Linked DNA regions of Homo sapiens: regions 1, 2, 3, 5, 6 and 7 are each linked to region 4. Evidence: chromatin contacts called from ENCODE Hi-C or POLR2A ChIA-PET data. All regions are on one chromosome and are shown on one strand. The core of a region is the stretch at or near the end of the contact, and the rest is flanking DNA. Distances in the headings are between cores, read along the strand shown.

Region 1 (3,811 bases), core at 859-3,358, 1.4 Mb before region 4:
TCAGAGCATTACAAGTCCCTGGAATTCTTTTTATTTATTAAAAAAAAATTATTTCTTTAGAGATGGGCTCTCACTGTGTTGCCCAAGCTGGTCTCAAACTCCTAGGCTCAAGCAATCCTCCCATCTCAGCCTTTCAAAGTGCTGGGATTACAGGCGTGAGCCACAATGCCCGGCCCCTGGTATACTTTAACTTCAACCTCCACTAACTATACCACTTCCTTGGCATAGATCTTACATTACCTTTGTTTTTATTTTATTCACTTTTACTCTCTGTTTGTCTCCCTCCTATCTTTCATTTATTTCACAACCATGTTTTGGCATCCCTGCTGTTTCCCACATAACATGCCAGGAGCTAGATATATGTTGGTAAATAAAATTAACTAATGACCATGGTGGGACTCTGCTGCTGGATAGCTAATGAACTGCCGTGGGAATTAAGGGTGCTGGGGAGAAAGCTCTAACCTTGAGGTTACAGATATATCCATGCCTCAGTGCCACTTTCAGGGATGAAATGTTGAGAGAAAATAGGACACATGACAGAGTCACTACATCATGGTAAGCTCCGGTAACAAAGAAGACCAAAGGTTTTTAAATTTAGAGGAAAACGGTTATCCGTAATGTGTCCCTAAAAAAATACTTTGAGGATAAAAATCACCTGAACAAAGTGTATACAAAAATATAGCAGGGAAAGACATATCTAACTGCTTTTGGGCATTTTTATGCCCCCTCACACACAAATAACATACATGTTACCCTGTAATACACACATATGTCCCACTGTTGTTAATCCTGAATTATAACTAAAATATGCAACTGTGAGTTCTGACTTTATTATCCAGGCATAATATGCTAAATATTGGCATTTCTTCATATATAAAGGGCCCAGAAGATAACGGCAGGTCACGATTTTTAAATGGACATGTCCTTAACTCACGTTGTGGGACTTCAATGATAGCTGGCCGCTTCAATCCGATGGCTACATCACGGGACCACTGACTTTGCAGTTGGTACTGACAGAGGAAAGGCATGAGGAAAAGAGGTAGGAGCTGTCGCCAGAACTCTGCCAAGGATGGGATGAAGAACTCTGATAGGAGGACCACACCGTAGGTTAACAAGTGGAGACACAGCCGGAGGAGGATACAGGGTAGCTCGTTACCAGGTCCAACATTTTTCAACCCTCGTTCTGGAGTGGTCATAACCAGGGATTTAATATAGAACACAGAGGACATTAGGTTATAGCTGCCTAGGGATCTTAGTTCTTCATTGGCAAAATGGAAACAGCACTTAGGCTATCGGCTGCCTAGCCGCTTTTTTTTTGAGACTCGGCTCACTGCAACCTCCGCCTCCCGGGTTCAAGCGATTCTCCTGCCTCAGTCTCCCGAGTAGCTGGGACTACAGGCGTGCGCCACCACGCCCAGCTAAATTTTTTTGTATTTTTAGCAGAGACGGGGTTTCACCATGTTGGTCAGGACGGTCTCTTGACCTCGTGATCCGCCCGCCTCGGCCTCCCAAAGTGCTGGGATTACAGGCGTCCTAGCCGCTTTTTAAAAACCCTTCCCCCTTTATTTGTACGGCAATTTGTATTTTCAAAGTGCGTTCACCTCGCATGCGCCCTCCTAACCACGAGGTGAGGAAAAGCAGGCCAGAAGCCCACCTCCAAACTCCCATTTCCTCGAAGAGAAAACTGAGGCTCGGACAAGATCTGTGCGCGAACGCCGAATGGATGGCCCTGGGGCCGATGCTCTCTCACTAAGAAAAGGCCTCCGAGACTGCCCAAGCTTCCTGCCCGGGTTCGGAATCTTATAGACCCGCAAAACTGCAAATGCGCTAACAGTCCTAAAAACGTCCACGTTGCCAGCTCTGAATTGCAAACGCCGGCAGCAGAACCGTTTAATCACAAGGTAAACGGAGAGTCGCCGCAGCTCGGCTGCCTCCTCACTGGCAAACCCAGGGCAGGCCGCGACCCGCAGGGCCAGGCTGAACCCGGCGGCCGACCCAACGCCGCTGCTGTAGCTACCTGGACGCCATGCACGATGTACACCTTCTCCGCCTCGCTCAGCGTCACGGACGCCATGCTGCCGAGCTGCCCCACGAGCCGCACGTCATCTGCGCGCGTCCCCTCCTCTGGACCGCGCCCCCACGTCCCACCCCCCCCCGCCCCGCGTCAGCGCGTCATCAACCTGCGCGGCGGCCGCTCCTGCAGCCGCGGCCGCCGCCACTGCCGGGAGAGCTCGATGGGCTTCTCCTGCGCGCCGCCCGGTGTCTGGCCGAGTCCAGAGAGCCGCGGCGCCTCGTTCCGAGGAGCCATCGCCGAAGCCCGAGGCCGGGTCCCGGGTTGGGGACTGCAGGGGAAGGCAGCGGCGGCGGCGGCGGGAGCCCCACCGGGGTCTGGGACTGGGGAACTGCCTCCGGCTTCACGGTCAGTTGGGAAGGGAAACTGGGGTAGGGGTGAAGAAGCTGGGGTGAGGCGAGCCTCACGGGCCGGGGGACTCCCAGTGGGAGAGGCGTGCGGCGTAGTTGCTCAGAGCTGGAGTTGACTTAGGAGCGTGTGTGTGTGTGTGTGTGTGTGTGTGTGTGTGAGAGAGAGAGAGAGAGAGAGAGAGACCCCGACTAAGGAGGGGCGGACGTCGTGATTGGCCCGGGGGTGCTGTTTCCCTGCTCTTCTCCCCTCCATTTCTCTAGTCCCTAGGATGGCTGGAGAGGCGATGCAGCCCTCCCTAGGTAGTTCTTGGTGGGAAGGGTCCGGGAATGGGGGACACTAGTCCTAAGGCGTCCCCACCCCTCCACCCAGGAATATCTCTCGCTGGCTCGCTCACTCTCTGTGACCGAACGCTGTCCCATTACCTTGCTGGGACCTCTTGCCTCGGGTGCTTACCAGAGCGTTGTCCCACAGACGGGGGAGGAGGCGCTTGGTAACCGGCACTGGCGAGGTGCGCAGTGCCCGGACGTCCCCAACGCTTCCTAGCGGGAACTGGAAACCCCGGCTTGATGGAAGTGATTACTGGGAGCTGTGAGCAGTTGCCCGAAAAAAAGCCAACCCCAACCCCTTGCGATGGCCGAGTGGGAGTATGGGCATTGGATACCCGGAGAGGATATCTGCAAGGTGAAGCTGGGGTCACCAAAGGAACTCATTAAGGCGGGGCTGACAAAGTATGGTGCAAGTTTTAAAGGAGCCGTGTGGATAAATGGGAGAAAGTTAACCCAAATTAGTTGAAGCAAGGAGGGCAGGTTAAAGCAATTCTGATGACTTTCCTGATGTTCCATTTTTGAGGACCCTCAGCCAAAAAAAAAAAAAAATGGTATTTATCAGATAGTGGGTTCAAATACAGTTTCAGATAACTATTGGGAGCCTACTATAGATAGGCTTTGTGCTACCTTTAGAACACAAGACAAGTAAAACATACTATGCCCAGAGAAGTTCCCTGGGCAGATGAAGGCTCCAGGGCCAACATAACCACAGATCATGGTGGTTAGAGCTATGATGGTCGCATCAGTGGGCACAGTGGGATTGGGAGGTCGTCTGATAAGGTTATAGAGAGGAAGTGCTTGCTCACATTCTTAAGCATTAAACTGCTGAGCTCCAAAATTGATGATCAGTTCTTCGTAGACTGGACATTAGATGTTTCTTATGTCTCTACGTAATTCTCCACAGGGGCACCTAAAAGGAAGACAGCTTGCAGGGTTGGACTTTGCCTTCCAGGGAAACTGAAAGAGGTGAAGCCGGAAGGATTTCCTCCCTAATGAAGGCACAGGTGCCCCACCTGTTGTGGCACTTAGATGTGTTTGTGTGTGGTTGGACGGCTGGGTTTTA
Region 2 (3,784 bases), core at 1,134-3,633, 1.1 Mb before region 4:
GAAAGGGAATCTTAGGCCAGGTGCAGTGGCTCACGCCTGTAATCCTAGCACTTTGGGAGGCCAAGGCAGGTGGATTGCTTGAGTTCAGGAGTTCAAGACCAGCCTGGGCAACATGGTGAAACCCTGTCTCTACTAAAATACAAAAAATTAGCAGGGCATGGTGGTGCACGCCTGTAGTCCCAGCTACTTGGGAGGCTGAGGCACGAGTACTGCTTGAACCCAGGAGGTGGAGATTGCAGTGAGCCAAGATTGCGTCACTGCACTCCAGCCAGCCTGGGTGACAGAGCAACACTGTCTTTAAAAAAAAAAAGGGGGGAATCGTATATTTCACTTTTTCATTTCTCTGATTTCACAGTCAGCAACTCATGGTGTCAATGATGTCACTAGAGATAGCCTTCATGGGGCCGGGTGTGGTGGCTCATGCCTGTAATCCCAGCACTTTGGGAGGCCAAGGTGGGCAAATCACGAGGTCAGGAGATCGAGACCATCCTGGCCAACACAGTGAAACCCCGGCTTTACTAAAAATAAAAAAATTAGCTGGGCATGGTGGCGCGTGCCTGTAATCCCAGCTACTTGGGAGACTCAGGCAGGAGAATCTCTTGAACCCGGGAGGCGGAGGTTGCAGTGAGCCAATATCGCACCACTGCACTCCAGCCCGGCAATAGAGCAAGACTCTGTCTCAAAAATAAAAAAGAGAGAGAGAGATAGCCTTCGGGGCACAAAGTAAAAGTTGCAAAGACCACTGCACGGGCTCTCTTCTCCCATGTGTTCCCACTTCATGCTCCAGGCCTCTGGGCTGCTGGGAATGCAAGAAGCACTTTAACTGGGAAGTCATCAACCTCAATTTTGCCAACAAACTTAAAGGAGTGGAAAAGTTCCCCATGGCATCACCACCATCATAAAGGAGAGTGCTCCCACCACTTTAGAAAGGTTCTCAAATTTGGTTTTCAGACAAGAGCCCTCAGTCACATACATATATCTCATTAAATAAGCAGATGTTTTACTTATTTAACAGGCATCAAATTTTTTGCTTGAGTCCAGATTTAGTGACTGATCCATAAAGTGGAAACAAAGAACAAACAGTATGATTGTTCAGAAAGCAGGATGAACATTTCTCTCCAATAAGGTACCATTTTGTGAGCTCATAGTCCTTGAATACTGAAAATGATGAAAGGAAAAGGAATATTTTATATGCAAAAAGGTAGCATAAGGAGGTGTTCCGATTAGGTGTGATCGACCTAAAAGATTAATGAAACAACAAACCCATCAAAAACGACTACAATTGACAGAAAGCTAGAAACATTAACGGCGTTGGAAAGCTCAAATGACAGAAGTTCACAAATTCTTAATCATCTAATCCAGGCCTCTCCTCATTACCATTCAGACCACTCACAAAGATCCCATTAAATCAGCTCATAATCAGGTTTACAAAAATAAGACTCCTTAAGAGATGTGGCAATGTGAGAAGTGGAGCACGTACACAGGCACAGCAAATGACTACGTTAGTGAAAACTGTAGGGTTTATCATAAGCAAAATGACAGTGCTCTCCTCCGTGAAAAAGAGAAAGAAATCGGACGGGTCTCCTTTAAGTGAAAATAGAGACTGTGAGAACATAAAGACATTGCTGACATCTGTGTTTTAACATTCCATTTATTTAAGGAAAGAGGAGAAAGAAATGTTTGGAATATAAATAAACCCTTCCCTATAGGAAGGTCAGAAATGTAGAAATACGCAGAAGCTGGTGGGAGCAAAAGCCGATCCTGAGACAAGGATATCTAGAGAGGTAGCCCTGGTCGGGATGTGGGAAGAGGCCTGCGAAGAAACAGCAGAACCAAGGGAAAGAAAGGGAAGAACGTCAGGTCCACTGCTCATCCCGAGCGCCTAGAACTGCGCCAGACTCCTGGCATGCGCACAGGACACTGAAGGAAGGGATGAGCTTTTCGGCTAGCGTATTGTCTTTGAGCGACAGAGCGGGATTCCCAAACGTCCCCGCCGGTCACTCAGCTCCTGCAGTTCATGCCTAGCAAGAACCTTGCGGGCGGTCCGAGGCTGCCATCCTTTCACAGCTGTATTTGGGGGCAAAAATAGGGTAACGAAGCCGGGGGCCCAGACTTACTTTTGCAGCCGGGTGCCATAGCGCCCTCACCCCTCGATCCCGAAAACAATGCAGCCGGTGCCTCCACCTCCCGACTGCACCGCGCGCGACTGAATTCCGCCCGCTCAAGATGGCCGCAAATTTGAATTTGGCGCTTGGATCGGACGTTGACGCCCGCATGGAGGCCGCCATGTTGCCCGGCCTACGCATCGGGGGCGTGGCCCAGTGACGTCACAGCTAAGCGCCTCTGTATCGTCGCGAATCCGTCGCGGAACCTGTCTTCTGTCTTTACCCAGAGCTACCATGAGCAAGCGGAACCAGGTATCGTACGTGCGGCCAGCCGAGCCGGCGTTTCTGGCCCGCTTCAAGGAACGGGTCGGCTACAGGGAGGGACCCACCGTAGAGACTAAGGTGAGCCTTCGCCAGTCGTGTTTCTTCGGAAGCGCAGCCAGCCCGCCACTTTCAACTTTTGCCTCTACTTGGAGGGTGGGTGCTGTCGGGTCCCTCTTTTCACCCGCGCTCGAACCCAATTCCGGTGGAACTCGGACCCCCAGGCTGGTTCTTTTCAAGCGACCACAGCCCCCTACGCCCAGGAAGCTCTGTAGTTTTCAGAGCGCTGCTGTGTTCCTGAAAATGAACTGACGTGTAAACCACCTGGTCCTTGGTAGATGGTAAAGAAAGATCACTTTATTGTCTCTTCTTTCTCACTTGTTTACCTCAAAAGCTGTGAGTTCGCAGGGTGAGTTAGAGTTACAGCGTCGTCCCGTATTCCAGATAAGGACACAGGCCACTCGATCAAATGACCCCCGCCCCAACCATGTCCTAGGACTCGAGTCTGGAACGTCTTCGGAGGAATGTCCTGAATCTGTTTCTATGCTTTGTTAATTAAAAATAAATAAAAATAATATAGAGAAGGTCGGGCACAGTGGCTCACGCCTGTAATCCCAGTACTTTGGGAGGCCTAGGTGGGCGGATCACCTGAGGTCAGGAGTTCGAGACCAGCAGAGCCAATAGCCAATATGGTGAAACCCCCCGTCTCTGCTAAAAATACAAAAATTAGCCGGGCATGGTGGCACATGCCTGTAGTCCCAGCTACTCCGGAGGCTGAGACAGAATCGCTCGAACCCGGGAGGTGGACGTTGCAGTGAGTTGAGATGGCGCAGCTGCACTCCAGCCTGGACAACAGAGCGAGACTCCGTCTCAAAAAAAAAAAAAAAAAGCCGGGCCTGGTGGCTCACGCCTGTAATCCCAGCGCTCTGGGAGGCTGAGGCGGCAGATCACGAGGTCAGGAGATCGAGACCATCCTGGCTAAAACAGTGAAACCGCGTCTCTACTAAAAATACAAAAAATTAGCCAGGCATGGTGGCGGGCGCCTGTAGTCCCAGCTACTCGGGAGGCTGAGGCAGGAGAATGGCGTGAACCCAGGAGGAGGAGCTTGCAGTGAGCCGAGATCGCGCCACTGCACTCCAGACTGGGCGACAGAGCGAGACTCCGTCTCAAAAAAAAGAAAAAAAAGAAGAGTAAGCAGAAGCCGTAAATATCCTGGGTCTAAATAGAAGAAGAGGAGCTTCAGGAAAGAGCCACACCTGACTATTGTTGTCTAGGGCCGGAGGGATCAGTATTGAACACATGAATGACAAGAAAGCAAAACAGCTACATTGCTGATACAGAGAAAGTTTTAGTGGTCT
Region 3 (3,808 bases), core at 487-2,986, 1.1 Mb after region 4:
AGGGTAGGCATTGGAGGGAGGAGACAGATTTGGGCTGTCTCAGGAAGTGTGAAGTAGAAGTGGCCTGGTGTGAAAGGAGACCTCTCTGAATCCACTCTGCCCCTGGGCTCAGAAGCTTCTCGGGATGGAGGAATGGGGTGACAACAGTGGTCCCAAGATCCCCGGTTCATCCAAGAAGAGTTTGAGTGGCTTGAACCTGGGGTTGGGAGGGCCAGATGGTGGTTGGAGAGGCCTGAAGGCTTCATGCAAGTTGTGCCAGAGCTGTGGCCTCTGGGACAGAGCTTGGTAAGATTTTGAGTGCTCAGGAGGTGGGTCTCATGGCTGTCATGGGTGGAGGTGAGGCTCCTGCCAATTGTCAGAGGTCCGCTCCTAGGACAGGCAATGAGCTTCCCATTCCCAGGGTGCTCAAGACATCCGCTAGATGGAAACACAGAGATACCTGCTCTGGTGGAGGTGATGGTAAGGGAAGTGACCATGGGAGAGAATGAACTAGATAATCAAGATTCCTCACCCTCCCCCAGCCAACTTGGAGTGGGCATTTAAGGCCCTGCCTAAGCAGCAACTCTAGATTACTCAAAGTCTGGGGTAGGGAGAAAATCAACCTTTGTCTAGGTCTAACTGGTGGGAGACAGATGTGGCTCTTGTGTCTCTGGACCTCGCTTTGCCCATCTGTAAAATGGGCTTCAGTAGACTCAATGAGTGCTGAGGTCTCCCCTGTTCTAGAGTGAGATGATCCATGCATCTCCTGCCTCAATCAGCATCTGCCTCCCAGCCCAGGTAAGCCATCCACAGGAACACATATCACACCCACACATGGGGCACACGAGTACACATGTATCAAGGGCATACACATACCCACGTTGAGAGGAAGCAGAAGTGGGAGGAAGAGGGAGGCCACTGCTTGTTGGCATTGGCTCCCTGCTCAGCTCTCTCCATGTACAGGCCTGGCCCCTCCTGTTAACCACCACCCTTAGCCCCTCACTGCCCACCAGCTTCCACCTTGGGGTCTGGTACCTTTTTGCTTTGCTCAGTGGGAGGGCACACGGAGGGATGTGCCTGTCACTCACCTGATCCCAAGAACCCCTTCTCAAGTCCTGGGGCCCCCAGCACTGGTTCTGATGCTGACAGCCCACAGGCACCTCCAGACGGTCACAGCACACAAGAACGGCCCCTCACATCCTCCCTCTCACCTACGGTGTACCAAACCTTCCATCTCAATCGGCCGCAGTACCTGACTCTGCACCCACTGGCCGCCCCACCCCGCTGCGCACCCACAACCACGACAAGGAAGGCAAGTCTGGGGCCCACTCTTCCCCGCTGCCCCTCCACTGATGCTGTGCCTGCTCCGGGCTGCGCTGGGAGGGACTGGGCACGACCAATATCCCAGCCCTCGCGTCTAGGTTCGGTCTGGAGCGGTGGGAGGAGGCGAGTCGAGATGCTTGATGTCCCCTATTCCTCTTACACAGACACGCGCACAGACGGCCCGGCTCCCGCCATCCCCCACCTCCCCCGCCCTCCGCAACCCCCAGGCTGCCGGGACTCTGGGCGGCCGGGCGAACACTCACCGCCGGCCCAAGGGCCCAGGCGAGGGCGCCTGCCAGCACGCATAGCCAGCGGGCGGGCAGCGGACTTGGCGGGCGCATGGTCTGCCCTGAGCCCGCGGCGGGCGGCCCCGCGCGGGCAAAGAGCTGGCGGGCGGCGCACCAGGCGGGCGATGGCCGGGAGCCTGGCAGAGTGGCGCTGGCGCTGTGGCCCCAGAGCTAAGAGGCGCAGCTCAGGGCTGGGGGCGGGCCCCGGGGGCTCGTCTGACGGGCGGCGGATCTAGCCAATGGATGGGTGGAGGCGGGGCCGCCGCGCAGGTATGGGGCGGGGCTGGGGAGCCCCTGCCAGTGAGGAAGCTCTGCTCTCTCTTTGCCAATCCCACACCTTGGTCTTCCGTCGTGAGACATTTATAGGCCTTCGCCCCTCCGGGCTCATCACCCGGGAATCTCGAGACCCGAACACATTCCATCCTTCCATGCTTAGCTCACGACCTTCGCAAGCTCCCACCTCTGTATCCACCCTCAGCCCCATCCCAGGGCGCTCCTCATGTCTACCCTCGGAGCCACCTCCTCCAGGAGGCCTCCCCGCCAGCCTCCCCATTTCCCACCTGTGCGTCTCCGAGGGTTCGTGCGCGCAAATCCGATTACGAGACAGGAAGTGCCACTTATCTTCCCAGGCTGCGAGCTGGGGCCCAGCAAGTGTCCAGGCGCTGACAGAGATCGGGTTGTTTGATCAATTTTCAACAACCCCAATTCATCCTTCGCGCCGAAGAAGCCAGGCGAGAGGAAGCGAGGGCTCGAAAGAGGCCCGACTCTGGGTTCCTTGGTGTTCCCTGCTCCCGGGTGACCTGGTGGGGCGCGCTCAGCACCTGTTGGGTGCCCTGGCCCTTCAAGCCTCGGGAGACCTGCTCCAGGGAGGATGAGGTGTCCGCACCCTCGCGGGTCTCGTCCAGGGCACCTCCCCAGGGAGGCTGGGCTGAAGTGCCAGCGCCCTCGCGTGGGGAGCGAGGTCTGCTCCCAGCCCGCAGGCCGACTCCGCAGCTGACCTAAAACGATCCACAGACGTCGTCCTCCTCCTGCATTCCCTATTTTACAGCTGGGGATACTGGGGTCCAGAGAGGGGCCAGGACCCTGGCCGCCTGCCTTTGGTGCTGAGCTTCCAAGGGGCGGCTGCTCGGCCGCTGGGTGACACCGGGTCAGCCCCTTTTCTCGTTTATTCGTCCCTGGCATGGGGAGCGGGGTCACCAGCTCTGCGCCCTGGGAGCGCGTCTTCTTGTGGACCAAGCGCAGGTGGCTGCTAGCCCTCTTTCTACGGGCTCGAGCCTGCACAATCGAGGCTGGAGATGTGGTCGCGGCGGCAGGATAGAGTGGCTGGCGGAGCCGTGTGACAGAAGGAGAGGCGGAGTTCAGTGGAGAGGCGGAGAGGGCAGCGGGTCCCAGAGCCCTGAGCAGAATGTGCGGCTACCTGAAGGAGGTCCCGCGCTAGGCTTTGGCTGAACAGCAGGCGCGCAGGAGCTCCCTGAGGACCCACCAGGGCTTCCCTCCCTACAGAGAGGGAACGTTGGGATGCTGCCATGGGGTGGGCTTGAGGGGAGTGGGGGAAAGCCGGGAAGGGATGAGTGCCCTGGCCCTTTCTTCAGGGCGTACTTACACTTTCTTTCCACTCTCTCTTCTTTCTCTTCTTTCTTCCTCCCTTCCAGCATTCCATCCCCTGCACTTGCTCTTTTTCCCTTTCCTCCCTCTCCTCCTTCCCTTCATTAAAGGGAACCTCGCCACCATGGAGCCCCTCCCTCCTTTCTTCCATGCACATTTATTAATCTCTTTCTGTGTGCCAGGCCCTGTGCTGTGCACTGGGGGCACAGAGGTGGATGGGCAGCATCCCCTTGCCATGAGGGGAACTTGGGGAGCTACTGTACTCCCTGCAATTTCTACCTCCTTCCCGATATAATCAGTGAGGCTGGACACAGGCCTTTCCTTAGATTTGGGAGCTGTGGAGATGCCTCTGTCCTAGCCTTTCTTGGGTTTGTACTCGATCTCCCAATGGCGGGAGTGTTTGAATCATCCTCAGCCATCTCCTCAGCTATCCACACCCCTGACGGCTGCTGTTAGCTCAGAAATCAGGGGTCTTTGTCTCTCCTTATGACCCTGTGTACCCCGTCTCGGGTCTCAGTTCCCTGGCAGGACAGTGGAATTGTGTCTTTTTCCTGGGAAGTTACTTGTGCTGGCATGGTGTCCTAGGAGCCCTAGATGTGAAGAGCAAACCTGTG
Region 4 (4,082 bases), core at 200-2,699:
GGAGATACATTCCAAGATCCACAGTGGATGCTTGAAACTGAGGATAGTATAAAACTCTATGTATACTATGTTTTTTCCTACACATACATACATACTATGATAAAGTTTCATTTATAAATTAGGTACAGTAAGGGATTAACAACAATGAATAATAATAAAATAGAACAATTATAAAAATAGACTGTAATAAAAGGTGAATATGGTCTCTCTCTCTCTCTCCAAATATCTTATTGTTCTGGCCTCACCTATTTTCAGACTGTGGTAGACCCTGGGTAACTAAAAACACTTAAAGCCGGCAGGGCGCGGTGGCTCACGCCTGTAATCCCAGCACTTTGGGAAACCGAGGCAGGCGGATCACCTGAGGTCAGGAGTTCTAGACCAGCCTGGCCAACATAGTGAAACCCTGTCTCTACAAAAAATACAAAAATTAGCTGGGCATGATGGTGCGCGCCTGTAATCCCAGCTACTCAGGAGGCTGAGGCAGGAGAATCGCTTGAACCCGGGAGGCGGAGGTTGCAGTGAGCCGAGACTGCGCCACTGCACTCCAGCCTGGGTGACATTGCGAGGCTCTATCTCAAAACAACAACAACAAAAAGTCAAAAAGTGTGGTGGACAGAAGAAATAGGAGAGCAGGTAAGGAAATGGTGGGGTGAGGAGCAGATGAGAACAGGTATTAAGTAGGATGGTCAGAAAGGGCCTCAGGGAGAAAGTGAGAGCCCAGCAAACACTGAGGGAGGTGAGGAAGTGAGCCAAGCAGCCAACCGAGGGAAGAGCTTTCTGGGCAGAAGGAATGGCTGGGGCAGACTCTGAGCCTGGAGGTGGAAAGGTGTCTGGCGATTTCTAGGAGGAGCAAGGGTTTTGGGATTTGGCTGTGGTTGGATGTTAGGTTTTAATTATAAAAGGATCTGCGTTTTTCACAACTTGAAAGTGAGCTACAGTTAAAATGAGACTTGTTCTTATACCTGAAAGTGACCAGAAAATTAGGTTCTGGTCTTTAAGAGATGGAAGAGGGAAATGTGAAGGGGCGTATTCCTTTCCCCTGCCCCGACCGCTCGCGGTTGGAGAGCCCAGCCACATGCCGCCCCGGCTCGGAGTGACAGCCCAACCAGGCCTCTGCCTTCTCGGCCGCGCCTCTCCCGCTGCCGTCCGGATTTCGATGGGTGGTACAGTACGTTAGGCACGCCCCTCCCTTTCTCCCGGCCTGGTCTCCTGTTCCAGGCGACAGCCCAATGAGGGCTGCCTTTTTTTCTTCGGACCGGTTCCAGTCTAGGTTCTCGTCCACTACGATCGCCCAGTGAGGCCCCGCCCCTCCCACCGCAGTTCCGCCCCTCCCGGAGCTACCGCCCAGTGAGGCCCCGCCTCTCCCGCCGCGGCCCCGCCCCCCTGCGTGTGACCGCATCTAGGCCCCGCCGCGTCCGCCACGCCCAGCGCTCGGCGGCGCCCGCCCCACTGGCCTGGCCCGCCCCCCGCACCGAGCACTCTTTCGCCCGGCCTCCGGTTCTCGCCGGCTCTCGGACCCGCCTCCGAAGACGTGGAGCGCTGCGGCGGCTGGTGAGTCGGGGAGGGCACCTCGGACCCCCCAGCTGTCCGCAGCAGAGCCCGGCCCCTTGCAGCCACAGAGCCCCGGCCGCTGCAGGCTCCAGGAGCTCCGCCTGGTCGCCGCCCTGCGTTCCCGGGCCGCCTCCCGGTGCCAGCACCCCTGGGGATGGGAAGTGGGACCAGGATGGGCGCGGGGGCTGTGGGGGCAGGGACGAGTGAAGGTGTTGCGGGGAGCGGCGGTCGCAGGGGAGGGGAGAGGTTTGTGGAGGGGATTATGGGTCTGGGGCGAGGGTTTGAGTCCTGAGAGAAAGGCGGTGAGGCGGAAATTTGGGGCTGGTGAAGTCAGGATGGAGGATGTTGGGGGCCTCAGCGCTTTGGGGAAGGAGGCAGTGAGTGGGGTGGTCGGCGGAGCGGAGTGAAGGGTGGTTTTTAGAAGGGTCAGCTCGCGGGTCCCGGGGTTCTTGCTTCCCGGGCAGTCCGGGGATCAGGGCGGACTAGGCTGTCTCCAAGCAGGTTTGGCCGGAGCGGGCTTGCAGGATAATGCTCACATCGAGGTGACTGAGTTTCCAGGCTTTTGACTGGGACATACTGTACAGTTTAAATAATAGATACCTGTCTGGCTAGTGCCTGGGACACCTGAGAAACGTGGATGGAATGGGGTTCTCCCCTATAGGCAGCGTCTGATTTTGTGGGTGCCTTCACAGCACCAGCATTGGTGTGCGCTGCCTTCTGTAAAACCTTATATTCCAGCAGGACGGTGTATGGAGATCCCAGACTTAAAAAGTGCAGCTGAGGTTTATTCAGACTCAAGACACAGTTGTATCATATTGCCTTAAATCCTGCGGAGTTTAAATCTAATCCTGTGGGGTTTAAAGCGGTTAAATCCACTTTGTAGTGTCTACTTTTAATTTAAAGTCATACAAATCTAGAGGACTAGATGTTTTCTAAGGGCCCATTCTGCATGATAAACAGTTTAAAATTCGCTATGGAAAGTAAATCATCTGTTCTGAACAGCTGTTGCTGAAAGAATCGTAGAGTTGCAGATGAATGAAATTTGAAAGATCTAAAATAATGGAAGGGCATAGAAAAGTCTTGATAAATTGAAGTGTGTAAATGCACTTAAACCCACTGAAACTTTTTTCTTTTTGTTTTTTTTGAGACGGAGTCTTGCTCTGTCGCTCAGGCTGGAGTGCAGTGGCACAATGTCTGCTCACTGCAACCTCCGCCTCTCGGGTTCAAGCGATTCTCCCGAGTAGCTGGGATTATAGGCGCCTGCCACCATGCCCGGCTAATTTTTGTGTTTTTAGTAGAGATGGGGTTCCACCATGTTGGCCAGGCTGGTCTTGAACTCCTGACCTCAGGTAATCCTCCCACCTCGGCCTCCCAAAGTGCTGGGATTACAGACGTGAGCCACTGTGCTGGCCAACTTTTTTCATTGTAGACAACTTGGAAGACAGAGAAAATTATAAGGATGAAAATTAAAATCTGTAGTTTTGCCACATGTAATAACATTTTGATGCATTTCTTCCTAATTTTTGTATTTTTGTGTATATGAATGTACACAAAATTAGGGTAGTATTGTTACCTAATTGGGGTAATATTGTTATATTACTTCATACTTTTGCTTTTTCTTTCCACCTTACATTTTCTCACTTAGCATTTTTGTGGATCAAATTCTTCTTAAACATCTTTGAAAATGCTTGTATAATCATTCATCATGTGGATTCATTCTTTTTTTAAATATTAGAGTTTTAGTTATGTGCCTAGTACTGTGCTTGGAGGTGAAAAATCAGTGTTCCTCAAATGGATATATTTGTCATGGCTTGCATGAGAGCTGTACTAAGCCTTTTTCTCATCTGTCAGTTAAATTGTCTCTAGCCTTCTGTTTTTATAAGCAGTAAACCTTTGTTTTAATGGTTAAAAGCTCACAATAAATCTCATGTCATGTGTGAATCCAAAACTGTTATTTTTAATGTGTATGAGTTTTTGTGTGTATGTGTTAGGAAATTACGGAATTTTGGGTGGAAGAGGATTTTTTTTTTTTTTTTTTTTGGACAAGGTCTCACTCTGTTGCCCAAACTGCAGTGCGTGCAGTGGTGCAGTCACAGCTCACTGCAGCCTTGACCTCTGGGGTCAGGTGATCCTCCCATCTCAGCCTCCTGGGTAGCTGGGACTACAGGCGAGAGCTTCACCGTATCCAGCTAATTTTTTTTTTCTTTTTTTTTGTATTTATTGTAGAGACAGGGTTTCGCCATGTTGCCCAGGCTGGTCTTGAACTCCTGAGCTCAATAGATCCACCCCCCATGGACTCCCAAAGTGCTGGGATTACAAGCCTCAGCTACTGTGCCCAGCCCCTGGAAGAGGCTCTTTTTAAAAAGTTTCTTGTTTTGAAATAATTTTAGATTTACAAAAAGTTGCAAAAATAGTACAAATTTCCTTATGCCCTTCACCTAGCTTCCCCAGATGTGAACATCTTAGATGACGATGGTGCAATTGTTGAAACCAGAAAATTGACATTGATACAATTCTATTAGTGTAATCTA
Region 5 (4,237 bases), core at 296-2,795, 1.6 Mb after region 4:
GATACTATAACTGTCTTACTAGATCTCTTAAGATATCAGATTACCAAACTCCCCAACTGGAAGTCCAACAGGCAAACCAAGTTTACTGTGGGAGCCCTGTATTCAGAAACACAAGATGTAGCATACTCTTTTACAGAGTTATCTTTTTTTCTTCTGGAAGTCTCATATACCAAATCCAGAGAAGAATGAACACTTGGAAAACTTAATTTTTACTAAAGCTGAACATATGTCTTATGACCCAATGATCCACTCCTGAGCATATACCCGATAGAAATGAGTACTTATACACTTAGTTCATAGCAGCTTTATCCATGATAGTCCCAACTGGAAAAAAAACAAATGTCCATCCACAGGTAAATGTATGAACAAATCATGATATAACCATAAAATGGAATACCATCCCACACTAAAAAGGAATGAAGCACTAGTACATGCAACAAATGGATGAACATTGCAGACAAAACATTGAGCAAAAGACCAGACACAAAAGTACACACTATATGACTCAATTTACATGAAGCCCAAAACAGGCACAATTATCCTATGGTAATAGAGGTCACAAGAGTGGTTATCTACAAGGAGTTACTGGCAGTACAAGTGGTATATGTAAGTAAAATTAATGGAGCTAAGATAATTAAAGGTTCAATGCGTAAGAAATTAAAGGTTCTAGTTAACTTGTCAACCTTAGATGGTAATGCAACATGATATAAAATATTTGTTCCACAGAACACAGTAGCAACCAAAAGTCAGGCAGAAACCGAGACAGCATTGTCCCTCTCGTGAGCATTGTCCTCTTCCCACTGCTGTTCTCCAGCCAGAACACGGCCACCTGGTTCCACCATGAATCTGGACCGTCAGTCCCTTTGGCATGAACAGCTGAGCTGTCTTCAGTCACTCTCTCCCTGATTTTCTCATCACACTGAGGACAATCAATTCTTCTGGAGGTCAAAGGAATTTGTCTTCCCCACTCTCCAAGAAATATTTCCCAATGGTCCTCAGACAAACATAAATTCAAGGGTAGTTTCTGCTCTCATTGTTTACCTGCTCCTAAAGGTCCAAATTCCTGACTCAATAATACAGCTGAAGCCAAACCACTTCTAACATTATAAGGAGACATTTTATCTTTGGTCACATCTCAAATCTCAAACTGGAAATTATTTGATAGAAACCCATAATAAAAGGAGGCAGCCTACACTAGAGGCTGTGTATCTAGAGTAGGTTGTATCATATATGTTCTACATTTTGCAAAACTTAAAAACTGAGAGCTTACAGAATGTTAGCATAAAAAAAATCCAGACCCACAGCACACGTTGTTTATGTTAAAGAACTGCCTGGCCAGGTACAGTGGCTCATGCTTGTAATCCCAGTACTTCGGGAGGCCAAGGCAGAAGGATCGCTTGAAGCTAAGGCAGCCTGGGCAACATAGCAAGACCTCACCTCTACAAAAAAATTTAAAAAAGAAAAGAAAATTAGCCAAGTGTGGCAGCACGCATGCTACTCAGGAAGCCAAAGCGGGAAGATGGCTTGAGTCCAGGAGTTCAAGGTTACAGTGAGCTATGATCAGGCCACTGCACTTCAGCCCAGGCAACAGAGATTCTATCTCTAAAAAAAGCACTTTTTTATTGTACCAAAACAACCAGAGGAACTGATGGACAACTTCTAAAATCCCGTGGTTCTGTATATGCATAAATGCTTTATCTCTGTAATCCTGGAGAGAGACAAAAAAAAGTGAGATCCTATATCCCTATTCTAATTAATATGCTTTTTTTTTCTTTTTCTTTTTCTTTTTTAATACTCTGTTGCCAGGCTGGAGTGCAGTAGTGCGATCTTGGCTCAATGCAACCTCCACTTCCCGGGTTCAAGCCATTCTCCTTCCTCAGCCTCCCGAGTAGCTGGGATTACAGGCGTCCACCAGCACGCCCAGCTAATTTTTGTATTTTTAATAGAGACGGGGTTTCACCATGTTGGCCAGGATGGTCTCGATCTCATGACCTCGCAATCCACCTGCCTCCACCTCCCAAAGTGCTGGGATTATAGGCGTAAGCCACCACACTCAGCCATTAATATGCATTTTAAGTGACATAAATCAACCTGCATCTATGTAACGGAAGATAGGATTTGCTAATAGTTCATCTGTATCAACATAAATTAGTAGACGGTGACATCTTTTAATCAACATAATCATGTTATCTAGTAACTAATTCTAGTCATTAAGGAGGAATGCAATAAGTGCTCTGAATAGTATGCTAAAGAGATACTTTTCGAAAATGTCAAGCCACTTAGTCCACATGTTCACAGTTATTTTCTCCTACTTCTTAAAAGAAAAAAAAGATTTTTAAAGTCACCTGAGTACCCACAGCATGGTCTTATTTAACATTCAAATGTGGATAATTTATACTGTGATGGAGCATCCTTGTCGGATGTTAGTACAAAATCCACTTCCTCTGGATAGACTATCCTCTCCTGTTGAATGTCCTGGAACTAGAGGAGACCCTAGAAATAATCCAGCTCCACGATTCCCAAACTGGGGTACATGTGCTTATGCTGGGGATTCCCCAGAACCTCAGGGAAAACAAGGTACATTTTCCTTAAGAGCACTTTTTGACTCAGACAGCAATATTTTTTTTTTTTTTTAGATGGGGTCTCGCTCTGTCACCTAGGCTAGAGTACAATGGTGCAATAATGGCTCACTGCAGCCTCAATCTCTTGGGCTCAAGAGATTCTCCCACCTCAGCCTCCCTAGTAGCTGGAACTACAGGTGCACATCACCACACCTGACTAATTTTTCTTTTGTCTTTTTTTTTTTTTTTTTTGTAACAATGAGGTCTCACTATGTTGCCCAGGCTGGTCTCGAACTCCTGGGCTCAAGTGATCCTCCCACCTCAGCATTCTAGGAAGGGCTATTCCCAGCTTCACCTGTTACATAGCAAGAACCTGTCTCTATTTAAGAAAAAAAAAGTGTTTAAGGAAGTCCAAACAGGCTGCCTACAGGCACACTGCCTATGAGTTAGCCCTGCTCTGCAAGGAACAGCACTGTAAAATAAAAATAATAAATTTTGAAAACAAAAAAATTAAGTCCAAACAAGGATTTCAAGAGCTCCCCTCCCACCCCATTCCACCCTGTTTCACCTCAGGTGCACTATTAACAATAATAATTAAATAAATTTCTCACTATAATGAATCATACTACACAGCCTTTCATAAAATGCCTATCATAGCCTTTAAGCAGCTCAACATCATTGGTATTCTGTGTAACTCAGGAGACATCCAGTTTTACACATATGCAATTATTTACTGTCTCTTCACTAAAATTTGCACTTTTCAACACTGCAAGTGGCCTCCACTTAGATACATCTAAGAAGACAAGTCAGAATAGGGAACATTTGTTTGAAAAGAAGGGGGGAAAAGGAGGTGAGAAGCCAGAAGACCCATTCATTCAACAGTGTATCTCTGTCTAACAACAGTGTATCTCTGTCCAAGAATAAAATAAAACCTAAGAACCCACATAAGCCCTTGGGTTCTATCTCCATCTTTTAAAAAGAACATCCTCTTGTCTTTCCCTACAAAAATCACAGTGCATGCCAAATATAGATGAGTTAAATAAATCTGAGTCCATTTTCTTTTGTTTTGTTTTGTTTTTGAGACAGAGTCTCACTCTGTCGCCCAGGCAGGAGTGCAATGGCACAATCTTGGCTCACTGCAACCTCCACCTCCTGGGTTCAAGCAATTCTCCTACCTCAGCCTCCCACGTCGCTGGGATTACACACGCATGCTGCCACGCCCGGCTACTTTTTTTGTGTTTTAGTAGAGACGGGGTTTCACCATGTTGCCCAGGCTGGTCTCGAACTCCTGAGCTCAGGCAATCCACCTGCCTTGGCCTCCCAAAGTGCTAGGATTACAGGTGTGAGCCACCGCAGCCAGTGGTCAGAGTCCATTTTCAAAACCAAGGGTCACAGAATCATATATGTGAAGAGGCTGGTCATGGTACTTTAAAGTTTATCAAACTTCCCGACCATACAGTATTAAGCTCTGGCATGCACAAAAGGCTTTACTGAATATCTGCAACTCTCAGTGAGTTTAAATGACTGTTCGCCCTCCAATGCCTTTCTTACTTGAGCCCCAAAGGGTAAAAAAAGAACTGTCCCTTGCAGAAAAACTGGCCACCTATCTGCTTACTCTCCTTGGCTCTCTTATGAGCTATATGGTGCTACAGAACAATCGCATCTATAAAAACTCC
Region 6 (3,867 bases), core at 403-2,902, 1.2 Mb before region 4:
ACCAGGCTTCACAAGCAGGCAGTGTACCTCCATGCTCTTAACTAGGGCACAGCCTTGCCTGAGGGAAACACCACCTCAGACTATTTAGTGATCCCAGACATCCCTTGGAGAACTTGCAGGTATTTTCTTTCTTTTTTTTTAAAGGAGAAAGTCTCAAGAGAAGAGAAGATCTTTAGAAGCCTCCTACACAAAGGATATGCAGTCCCCCTTGCTTGGTGGTGAGTTAGAAACCTGCCTGGAGACAAGGCGGCGGGGGGGGGGGGTGCGGAATCTAAATATACTTATTACTTGTAATGGTTTCTCAGCAGCTGAACACATAGTGTCTTGAGAAAAAGGTGCTTGCTTATAACTTACACCAGGGTGTTCAATTTTTTGGCTTCCCTGGGCCACACTGGAAGAACTGTCTTGGGTCACACATATAATACACTAACACTAATGATATATGATGAGCTAAAAAAAAAATAATAAATCGCAAAAAAATTCATGTTTTAAATTTGCAAATTTGCGTTGGGCCGCGAGTTGGACAACCTTGTCTTACACAAAGCAGCATATGGGCCAGTGGCAACCTGCTTAAAGGGTTATGAAGGTCTAGTTCCTGACAACAAACTTCACGGCCCATACAAAGTTATTCATTTTACTTTCGACCACTTACCCCATGAACTACACCCAATGGGATACTAACCTGAAGCATGGCAGCTACTACTGGATTAGCCCTAAATAGGCTTAACCCTAAATAATCAGTGACCACTGTCCAGGTCAGAGGCTAACCTTGGGCTGCAGACGCAATGAAACCCCTATAGCAAGCAGAGGCTGGTCTACGACGTGGGAGGGAGAGGCAGAGATACACCTTAGCAGACGCCAGGATGCAAGTTTAGGAGTTCTCAGCGTCAGGAAAACATCCAGAACGTCTCTGTCAGTATCCTCTTATGCCTACAGTATCCCAAACTCCCAATTTTCCTGGTAGTGGGGCAGACTGGTCATCTGGTCACAACACCCGTTAATTACGGAGTAAAGGGATGGGCAAGAGGCTTCTCACCTTAAGAGTCACGTGGAGAGAAATGCTCAGGCACAAGGGACTTAAAATGAGAGGTAGAGGGTGGATGTAGGAGGTGTAGTTCTTCCCCGAGAGCGAACTAGCCCAACCGGAGAAAAGGTTTTAGGTCCCTGGTAAGGGAAGAGGCCTCAGTCCCCGACGTCTCTTACCACCTACACTGGACGAGGGTTTGGCGTGATTAGAGGCGAAACACTCTCTGCCACCCCAGCTGACCGCAGCGCCGCCCGCGGCCCGGGGCCCCGGCGGGACAGACCGGCGAGGGTGCGGCGGCGCCCTGCGCCCACCCCCGCCCCACCCCAAGAGCCCCGCGGGCCCCGCAGCGCCCCTCCTCCGCCCAGCGGCGCCCCGCCCGCCCGCCCGCAGCAGCAGCACCAACAGCGCCCCGGGCTCGACCTCGCTGCCGAAGGCCAGCTTGGCGGAGGCGGCGGCCAGGGCCCCGAACGCGCCGGCGCACAGACAGTTGAATACGCCCCAAAAGCGGCGCCGCATCGCACCCGCCTGGAGGTGCGGAGGGAATTCCGCGGGGGTGTCAGGGTACGCGGTCGCGGACACGGCGCCGCCCGGAGGCCCCGGCCTCTCGGCCATGTTGCCTGCTGACACCGTGCCTGGCACCCGCTGCCCGCAGGGCAGAGCGCGCGCCGCGATTGGATGGCAGCCTCACGTGACGCGACGCTCCTGTGACGCCACGCTCCGGCAGGCCCCTTGGGAATCGCTCTCCGGCGCCTCGGAGGGGGCGGGCCAGGTGGCAGAGACCCTGGGCTGTGGCGGCCTCCGGCCTAACCTGTAGTAGGTTTGTGCTCTGGGGAGGACGTCGGGACCCGAGGCCTGAGGCCAAGCCGGGTACTGTGGACGCTGTGGTAGAAGGTAAACTTCTCGCGGCTTAGCCGTCTCCATCCCGGCCACCCGGCTCCCGGTGAAACTTATTAAAGATGCCTAACGGGCCCCGCGCCGGCCCACCGAGTCCATCCACGTCGACCAGGCTTCTCCGCTCCACCCTCCAGCCTGAGGACCGCCGGACCAAGAGATGCCTCGGCAGAGGGCGCTGGGGACCTCCAGACCCAGAAAGACGCCAGAGCCCCATATGGGGACAAGCGCATCACAGAAAACCGAAAAAATGAGGATCTGCGATGAGAGGAAGACAATGATCCATAATCAAGCCACGCAGAATCAACATGACTTCTAATCTCCTGTTATACTTACGTATGTTTAGAATGTTTCCGGCTGGGCGTGGTGGCTCATGCCTGTAATCCCAGCACTTTGGGAGGCCGAGGCGGGTGGATCACCTGAGGTCGGGAGTTCGAGACCAGCCTGACCAACATAGAGAAACCCCGTCTCTACTAAAAATACAAAATTAGCCGGGCGTGGTGGTGCATGCCTGTAATCCCAGCTACTCGGGAGGCCGAGGCAGGAGAAGCGCTTGAACCTGGGAGGTGAAGGTTGTGGTGAGCTGAGATCATGCCATTGCACTCCAGCCTGGCCAACAAGAGTGAACTCCGTCTCAAAAAATAAAAATAAAAATAAAATGTTCCCATTTAAAAAGTACACGTCCTTGAAAATAAAGTGTTGAAATGTATAAAGTGCTATTTCCACTCTCCAGGAAAATCAGTGTTAATAGAGCATTTTTCTATATGTCTATTTAGTTATATATAGTTAAAATGTTAAAAAAATTATAGAATATGTATATGCATTTTTTAAACAAAAATGATTTCACAGTTGAACATACTGTTTAGCAGCATTCTTTTTGTATCTTCTGTTTAGCAAGTTTTTATGGAAGTCCTTCCACACCATGCTGCTTCTCTCACAGGGTGGTTTTGTGGCTCAAATAAAAGCACGGATAAGGCCAGGCACGGTGGCTCACGCCTGTAATCCCAGCACTTTGGGAGGCCAAAGGTGGGTGGATTACGAGGTCAGGAGTTCAAGACCAGATTGGTCAAGATGGTGAAACTCCATCTCTACTAAAAATACAAAAAAAATTAGCTGGGTGTGGTGGCGGGCACCTGTATTCCCAGCTACTTGGGAAGCTGAGGCAGAGAATTGTTTGAACCCAGGAGGCAGAGGTTGCAGTGAGCCGAAATTGCACCACTGCCCTCCAGCCTGGGTGACAGAGTAAGGCTCTGTCTCAAAAAAAAACACGGATAATTTCAGTAACGCCAATATGGTACAAACTGTCCCATTTTGCAGATGAGGAAATTGAGGCTCAGAGGTCTCACTGCACCACTCCATTGAGTAAGGAGCTGCTCAAAGATGATACCCTCTGAAAGCTCTTATCAGGAAATCAAGAGGTGTTGCATTGATCAACTCTGCATGCTTTAAAGAATGTAAAGCAAATTTTCTTAGAACAAACGATGCCTCTACTAGCACTAAAGGTTAAGCATCTCAGAGCCACCTCCTCTGTAAAGCCGTCTCTGCTACTCCCCTACCTTTGTACCAGTCCTGTGGTTGTTCCTCTGGTTGTCTGTTTCTCTGCTAGCCTGCAAGCTCCTTGAGGGCAGGGACTACATCGTTGTTAATCTCCAGGTCCCCAGCCCTGGTGATGATGGCTGAAGTGATGCCATCCTCAGACACTGCTGGGAAGTGATTTCTGCCTCTAAGAAACTCCTGTGTACACACATCACCTAGGGATCTTGCTAAGATGAAGATTCTCATTAGGTCTAGAGCTAGACTGAATTTTGTTTGTTTTTAGAGGGAGACAGAGTCTCTCTGTCACCCAGGCTAGAGTGCAATGGTGTAATCATGGCTCACTTCAGCCTTGAGCTCCCAGGCTGAAGCCATCCTCTCAGCTCAGCCTCCTGAGTAACTAAGACTACAGGCAG
Region 7 (4,162 bases), core at 733-3,232, 1.7 Mb after region 4:
CACCTTAAGGGCAACCGCTCTCCCTTAGAGGGGTTAGTAGCATTACTCTGGGCACCAGTGCACGAACCGGGTCGTGTCGTGCTGAACTCAGACCTGGGCACAGTGTCAGCAGGGCAGTTATACCTTCTACAGACAATAGTGGCTCAGATCCAAGTATGAACTTACATAAACGGGTTACATAACAAGTGGAATATGCGCCTGTGTCCTAAACTCGCTGAGCCACTCTGGCCCGGATGTCCACCTTGGCCTATTCCTTGACCAAAGCACATCCATATACCCTACAATTGGCAATTGGTTAAAAGAGTTATTATATAAAGACCTGGAGCCAATAGAAGGCAGTGTCTGGGTTGAGATAAGAGGTTGCAGAGACCAGGGTTCTTGTTCTGCAGATGAAGCCTCTATGTAGCAGGTTTCAGAGAGAATAGATTGTAAATGTTTCTTATCAGACTTAAAACAGGTGTCAGGTTCTCAGTTAATTCTCTCCAGCATCAGGGAAAAGACCTGGAAAGACAAGGGGATTCTTTACAGAATGTAGATTCCCCCCAGAAGAGATAGCTCTGCAAGGCCATTTCAAAATATGTCAAATAAATATATTTGGCCAGGCACGGTGGCTCACACCTGTAATCCCAGCACTTTGGGAGGCCAAGGCGGGTGGATCACCTGAGGTCAGGAGTTCAAGATGAGCTTGGCCAACACAGTGAAACCCTGTCTCTACTAAAAATACAAAAATTAGCTGGTGTGGTGGCACACGCCTGTAATCCCAGCTACTTGGGAGGCTGAGGCAGGAGAATCACTTGAACCCAGGAGGTGGAGGTTGCAGTGAGCCGAGATTGCGCCACTGCCCTCTAGTCTGTGTGATGCAGCGAGACTGTCTCAAAAAAAATATATATATATATACGTATATGAGTATATATGTATACATAAGAGTATATGTGTGTGTGTGTTTGTCTATGTGTGTGTATATATATATCAGGATAAAATACTTCAATGTCTTTTGGGGCCTGCTGCCATGTTGGTATCTTATTGCTGCAAAAAAGTCTGTTTTGTCAGTCTTAAGGTCTCTGTTTAATGTTAACGCTGGTCAGCTGTGCCTGTATTCCAACGGGAGGAGGGTATAATGAGGCCTGTCCCACCCCATCTTCCCATCATTGCCTGAGCTAGTTCTTCAGGTTAACTTTGGCGTGCCTTTGGCCCAGAGGAGGGATCCACTCAGTTGGTAGGGGGGCTTGGAACTTTTATTTTTAGTTTACACAATCAACTTGAGATCAGAGTGTCTCATCTGTTTCCTCCATCTCCAAAAAGGAAGGTAATTCACAGCCTTCTCTTTTCTAAATGGTGAGGACCCCGGGGCCCCTGCTTCTGAGGCGTTGGTTATCCAGACTATGCCACCATGTCTACCTGAGCTCCCAGAAGAAGCCAGAAAGAAAAGAATGGAAGGAAACAGAAGGACAGTGGGAACGGGAAGAGAAGAAATGACGAGGTCTCAGTTCTCCACACTCTAGCCTCAGCACCCACTTAAGATTGAAGAGTAGTCCCTCACGGGCTCCCACTTCGGACTCTGGCCAATAGGAACTGAGACTCTTAACCAATCAGCGCTTTGCGTTTTTCCAGCGTTCTGCGTGCTGCCATGGAGATGGAATGAGCAAATCCAAACATAGAGGGATGGTGGGCCGACCACTATGACTGTTACTCCAGCACTTCCCGCCCCAGTCTCTGGCCTGTGGGCTCGTCCAAAGGCAGGGCGTGATGCCCTTTGGGTGGAGGGAGGGGCCCTCGTGGTCTCTCACTTCCGGGCCCCAGCCAACAGGAACGGAAACTGCACAGCCAGTCGGCTTCCTGAGCTTCTTCCGGCGTTCTGTGTGCTGCCGTGGAAACCGTATGGACGAATCCAAACCTGGAGGGGCGTCGCCTCCGTAAGGCTGGTCGGCTTCTTCCGCGCGTTCCGCTTTGCTTCACTGCTTTCTCCCCCATTCTTGGGCCTGTGGACCTGTCCTGAGGCAGAGGCCGAGATGCGCGCAACCGCGGGAGCAGCCAAGTGGACTGGACTCTTTTCTTGACTTAGCTACCAGGTGCGTGGCAGTGGCGGTTTTAGTAGCTACGAGTCTGAGTTCGTGTCTGCCTAAGCGGTCGCGGAAGAGCGCGCAGGCCTGCCGGGGCGGGTGGGTGGTGGCGCCTGGCCGCCCTCTCTCCTTCTGCCAGTGGACCCCGTACCCCCTGCGCTCCCCTGCTTTGCGCTCGTGTTAAAAAAGCCGCCCGTTTTTATCCGGGCGTTAGTTAAGGGCACACGGGACGCCTCTTCTAGGACCTGGGTGCAGCGGGGAGAGAGAGTGCTTGTGTGTTTCGGCTTGGGAGATGTGCTTTATGGACGCCATCTCTTAACTTCCCAGAGCGGACCGCGTCTTCACCGCCCTGCAGCGCTTCCTAGGCTCCCAGCCGGTCTCGCGGACTGATGCCTACGGACGTAGCGAGGCCGCGAAAGCCGCCGATTCGCCCGCCGCGAGTTGCCTGGGGAGCGGGGGGGGGGGGGGGGGGGGTGAGTGACTACGTAGCGCCCCTGAGTCTGTGATAATTGAGTCTGTGAAGTGCGGCGAGGAGGAGCACCTATGGAGTGCTTAGTGTGGCGCGCGCCATCGGTTACATCTCGGGGTTGATTTGGCTGGCATTTCGCAGACTTGAGCGCATCCCAGTCACCCCAGGGCGTGTAGTAACACAGAAGGCCAGGCCCTACCGCCGTAGTGTATGATTCCGTAAATTTGGGGCAGGGCCGATAACTTTTTCTTTTGTATTAAGTCCCAGGTGATGCTCATGCTTCTGGTGCGGGAGTCATGATTGTGCTGAAAGTGGGCACCTGTGCGCTCTTATCACCTGTTCGCTCTCAGCGTTCCTTGAATGTAGGACCTGCCCCCGACTCTTAAATGCCTCATTTGCACCTGTATGTGATTTGCTCTGCCTTCTGGCTTCTTAGATGCTTCTTAGGTGAACTTGTGAATTAAGAGAGACTTCCTTAGGAGCACTATAGGTTAAGAGACTAAACTGTGGTTTCTGGGAAAGCACACTCGAGTGAGAAAACCATGAAGAAACCTAAGGAAGTGATGACTACGAAAGTCAGGGGGTGGTTAACTTTTGGGGATCAGGAGGGGTGGTGATTGAGACAGGCTCACAGAGGGGCTGCTTGTGTGGCTGGCAAAGTCCTATTTCCTGACTTTGGGTGGTGATTAGAAGGGTGTCCCTCTTTAGTAATTCATTAAACTATGTATTCTGTGGAGTTTTCTGTACTTGTGTTTTATTTTATAATTAAGAGGTTACAGCTTTAAAAATGAATATTAGGAAGTCTGTAATGGGGAACGTGTTTGGACTGAGTCAAAGAATCTTAAAGTCATGGAATTTCAACTATTAATAAGTTATTGAAAGATAACTTAGTGCCAGGCGCGGTGGCTCACACCTGTAATCCTAGCACTTTGGAAGGCCGAGGCAGGCGGATCACTTGAGGCCAGGAGTTCTAGACCAGCCTGGGCAACATAGTGAAACTCCATATCTACCAAAAACACAAAAAATTAACTGGGTGTGGTGGTGTGCCAGAGGCTGAGGTGGCTACTCTGGAGGCTGAGGCACGAGAATCGTTTGAACCCTGGAGGTGGAGGTTGCAGTGAGCCTAGATCTTGCCCCTGCACACCAGCCTGGGCCACTGAGTGAGACCCTGTCCAAAAAAAAAAAAGAAAATCATTTGATCCAATTCTTATTTTACTCTAAGGAAACAGCCTTAGAGAGGAGAAATGCTTGAAAGTAACAAACCACCCTATCTAAGCAGATTTATAACTAATGTGTTTTGTTAATTTCAGACTGAAATTGTCCACATGTGACTTGATGGTCAGATGTGACTAAAGATTAAGGAAATGAATTTGGCCTAAATCAAATTCAAAATTTCAAGATGGGCTGGATGGTGGCTTGCACCTGTAATTCCAGAATTTTGGGAGGCTGAGGCAGGAGGATTGCTTGAGCCCAGGGGTTCAAGACCTAGCCTCCTTTAAAAAAAAAAAAAATCAAGATTTTACTTAATTTTTTCCCTTGTAGCCTAAAACCTTATTTTCAAGAAATCAGTTATACATACTGTATGAAAACTTATTTTATCATCTTATCCTGAGATATCCTAATGTAGACAATT

Evidence for each region. A loop is a pair of places that touch in the nucleus more often than their neighbours do. ChIA-PET counts read pairs that join two places held with the same protein, here RNA polymerase II (POLR2A). Pooled maps may share reads with other maps.
Region 1: a map of B cell shows a loop between it and region 4 (16-fold over the local background). The contact joins the promoter of EXOSC7 here to the promoter of ANO10 in region 4. A Hi-C loop is called at or near these places in 3 of 168 maps with a recorded cell type or tissue (B cell, CD8-positive, alpha-beta T cell and naive thymus-derived CD4-positive, alpha-beta T cell) and 9 of 50 pooled maps.
Region 2: a loop to region 4 is called in a map of B cell, with 13 times the contacts of the local background. The contact joins the promoter of KIAA1143 here to the promoter of ANO10 in region 4. A Hi-C loop is called at or near these places in 2 of 168 maps with a recorded cell type or tissue (B cell and CD4-positive, alpha-beta T cell), 1 of 37 single-sample maps with no recorded cell type and 10 of 50 pooled maps. POLR2A ChIA-PET finds 5 or more read pairs at or near these places in 1 of 52 experiments (PC-9).
Region 3: a map of CD4-positive, alpha-beta T cell shows a loop between it and region 4 (5-fold over the local background). The contact joins the promoter of VIPR1 here to the promoter of ANO10 in region 4. A Hi-C loop is called at or near these places in 2 of 168 maps with a recorded cell type or tissue (CD4-positive, alpha-beta T cell and CD8-positive, alpha-beta T cell) and 7 of 50 pooled maps.
Region 5: a pooled map shows a loop between it and region 4 (7-fold over the local background). The contact joins the enhancer-like site here to the promoter of ANO10 in region 4. A Hi-C loop is called at or near these places in 1 of 168 maps with a recorded cell type or tissue (CD8-positive, alpha-beta T cell) and 7 of 50 pooled maps. POLR2A ChIA-PET finds 5 or more read pairs at or near these places in 1 of 52 experiments (GM10248).
Region 6: a map of naive thymus-derived CD4-positive, alpha-beta T cell shows a loop between it and region 4 (27-fold over the local background). The contact joins the promoter of TMEM42 here to the promoter of ANO10 in region 4. A Hi-C loop is called at or near these places in 2 of 168 maps with a recorded cell type or tissue (both naive thymus-derived CD4-positive, alpha-beta T cell), 1 of 37 single-sample maps with no recorded cell type and 11 of 50 pooled maps.
Region 7: a map of CD4-positive, alpha-beta T cell shows a loop between it and region 4 (13-fold over the local background). The contact joins the promoter of ULK4 here to the promoter of ANO10 in region 4. A Hi-C loop is called at or near these places in 2 of 168 maps with a recorded cell type or tissue (CD4-positive, alpha-beta T cell and CD4-positive, alpha-beta memory T cell) and 11 of 50 pooled maps.

The regions. Positions count from the first base shown.
Region 1 is chr3:44,974,541-44,978,351 of GRCh38, reverse strand. It overlaps EXOSC7 (exosome component 7), which reads right to left and starts at 2,108. Exons shown (of 8, transcript NM_015004.4): 1 at 2,018-2,108. The coding sequence starts at 2,074. It overlaps ZDHHC3 (zDHHC palmitoyltransferase 3), which reads left to right and starts at 2,178. Exons shown (of 7, transcript NM_001135179.2): 1 at 2,178-2,419. RefSeq lists silencers at 2,142-2,211, 2,332-2,431 and an enhancer at 2,654-3,198.
Region 2 is chr3:44,760,218-44,764,001 of GRCh38, reverse strand. It overlaps KIAA1143, which reads left to right and starts at 2,383. Exons shown (of 3, transcript NM_020696.4): 1 at 2,383-2,507. The coding sequence starts at 2,400. It overlaps KIF15 (kinesin family member 15), which reads right to left and starts at 2,208. Exons shown (of 35, transcript NM_020242.3): 1 at 2,118-2,208. The coding sequence starts at 2,136. RefSeq lists enhancers at 2,158-2,437, 3,228-3,784.
Region 3 is chr3:42,500,571-42,504,378 of GRCh38, reverse strand. It overlaps VIPR1 (vasoactive intestinal peptide receptor 1), which reads right to left and starts at 1,736. Exons shown (of 13, transcript NM_004624.4): 1 at 1,566-1,736. The coding sequence starts at 1,643. RefSeq lists silencers at 1,478-1,977, 2,038-2,137 and an enhancer at 2,665-3,238.
Region 4 is chr3:43,619,378-43,623,459 of GRCh38, reverse strand. ANO10 (anoctamin 10) reads left to right here and starts at 1,449. Exons shown (of 13, transcript NM_018075.5): 1 at 1,449-1,551. RefSeq lists enhancers at 1-527, 528-1,180 and a silencer at 1,236-1,735.
Region 5 is chr3:42,016,664-42,020,900 of GRCh38, reverse strand. It overlaps a transcript of TRAK1 not described here. Among named protein-coding and RNA genes, the nearest start is that of ULK4, 57 kb to the right of the region's middle. Within about 2 kb of position 1,545, at least 6 of the 41 ENCODE cell types and tissues checked have a DNase peak (open chromatin) inside an H3K27ac peak, as active enhancers do.
Region 6 is chr3:44,859,697-44,863,563 of GRCh38, reverse strand. TMEM42 (transmembrane protein 42) reads right to left here and starts at 1,652. Exons shown (of 3, transcript NM_144638.3): 1 at 1,448-1,652. The coding sequence starts at 1,639. MIR564 (microRNA 564) reads right to left here and starts at 1,676; the gene lies at 1,583-1,676. It also overlaps a transcript of KIF15 not described here. RefSeq lists silencers at 1,143-1,192, 1,523-1,572 and an enhancer at 1,603-2,192.
Region 7 is chr3:41,959,923-41,964,084 of GRCh38, reverse strand. It overlaps ULK4 (unc-51 like kinase 4), which reads left to right and starts at 1,982. Exons shown (of 37, transcript NM_017886.4): 1 at 1,982-2,069. RefSeq lists enhancers at 1,653-1,702, 1,853-2,012.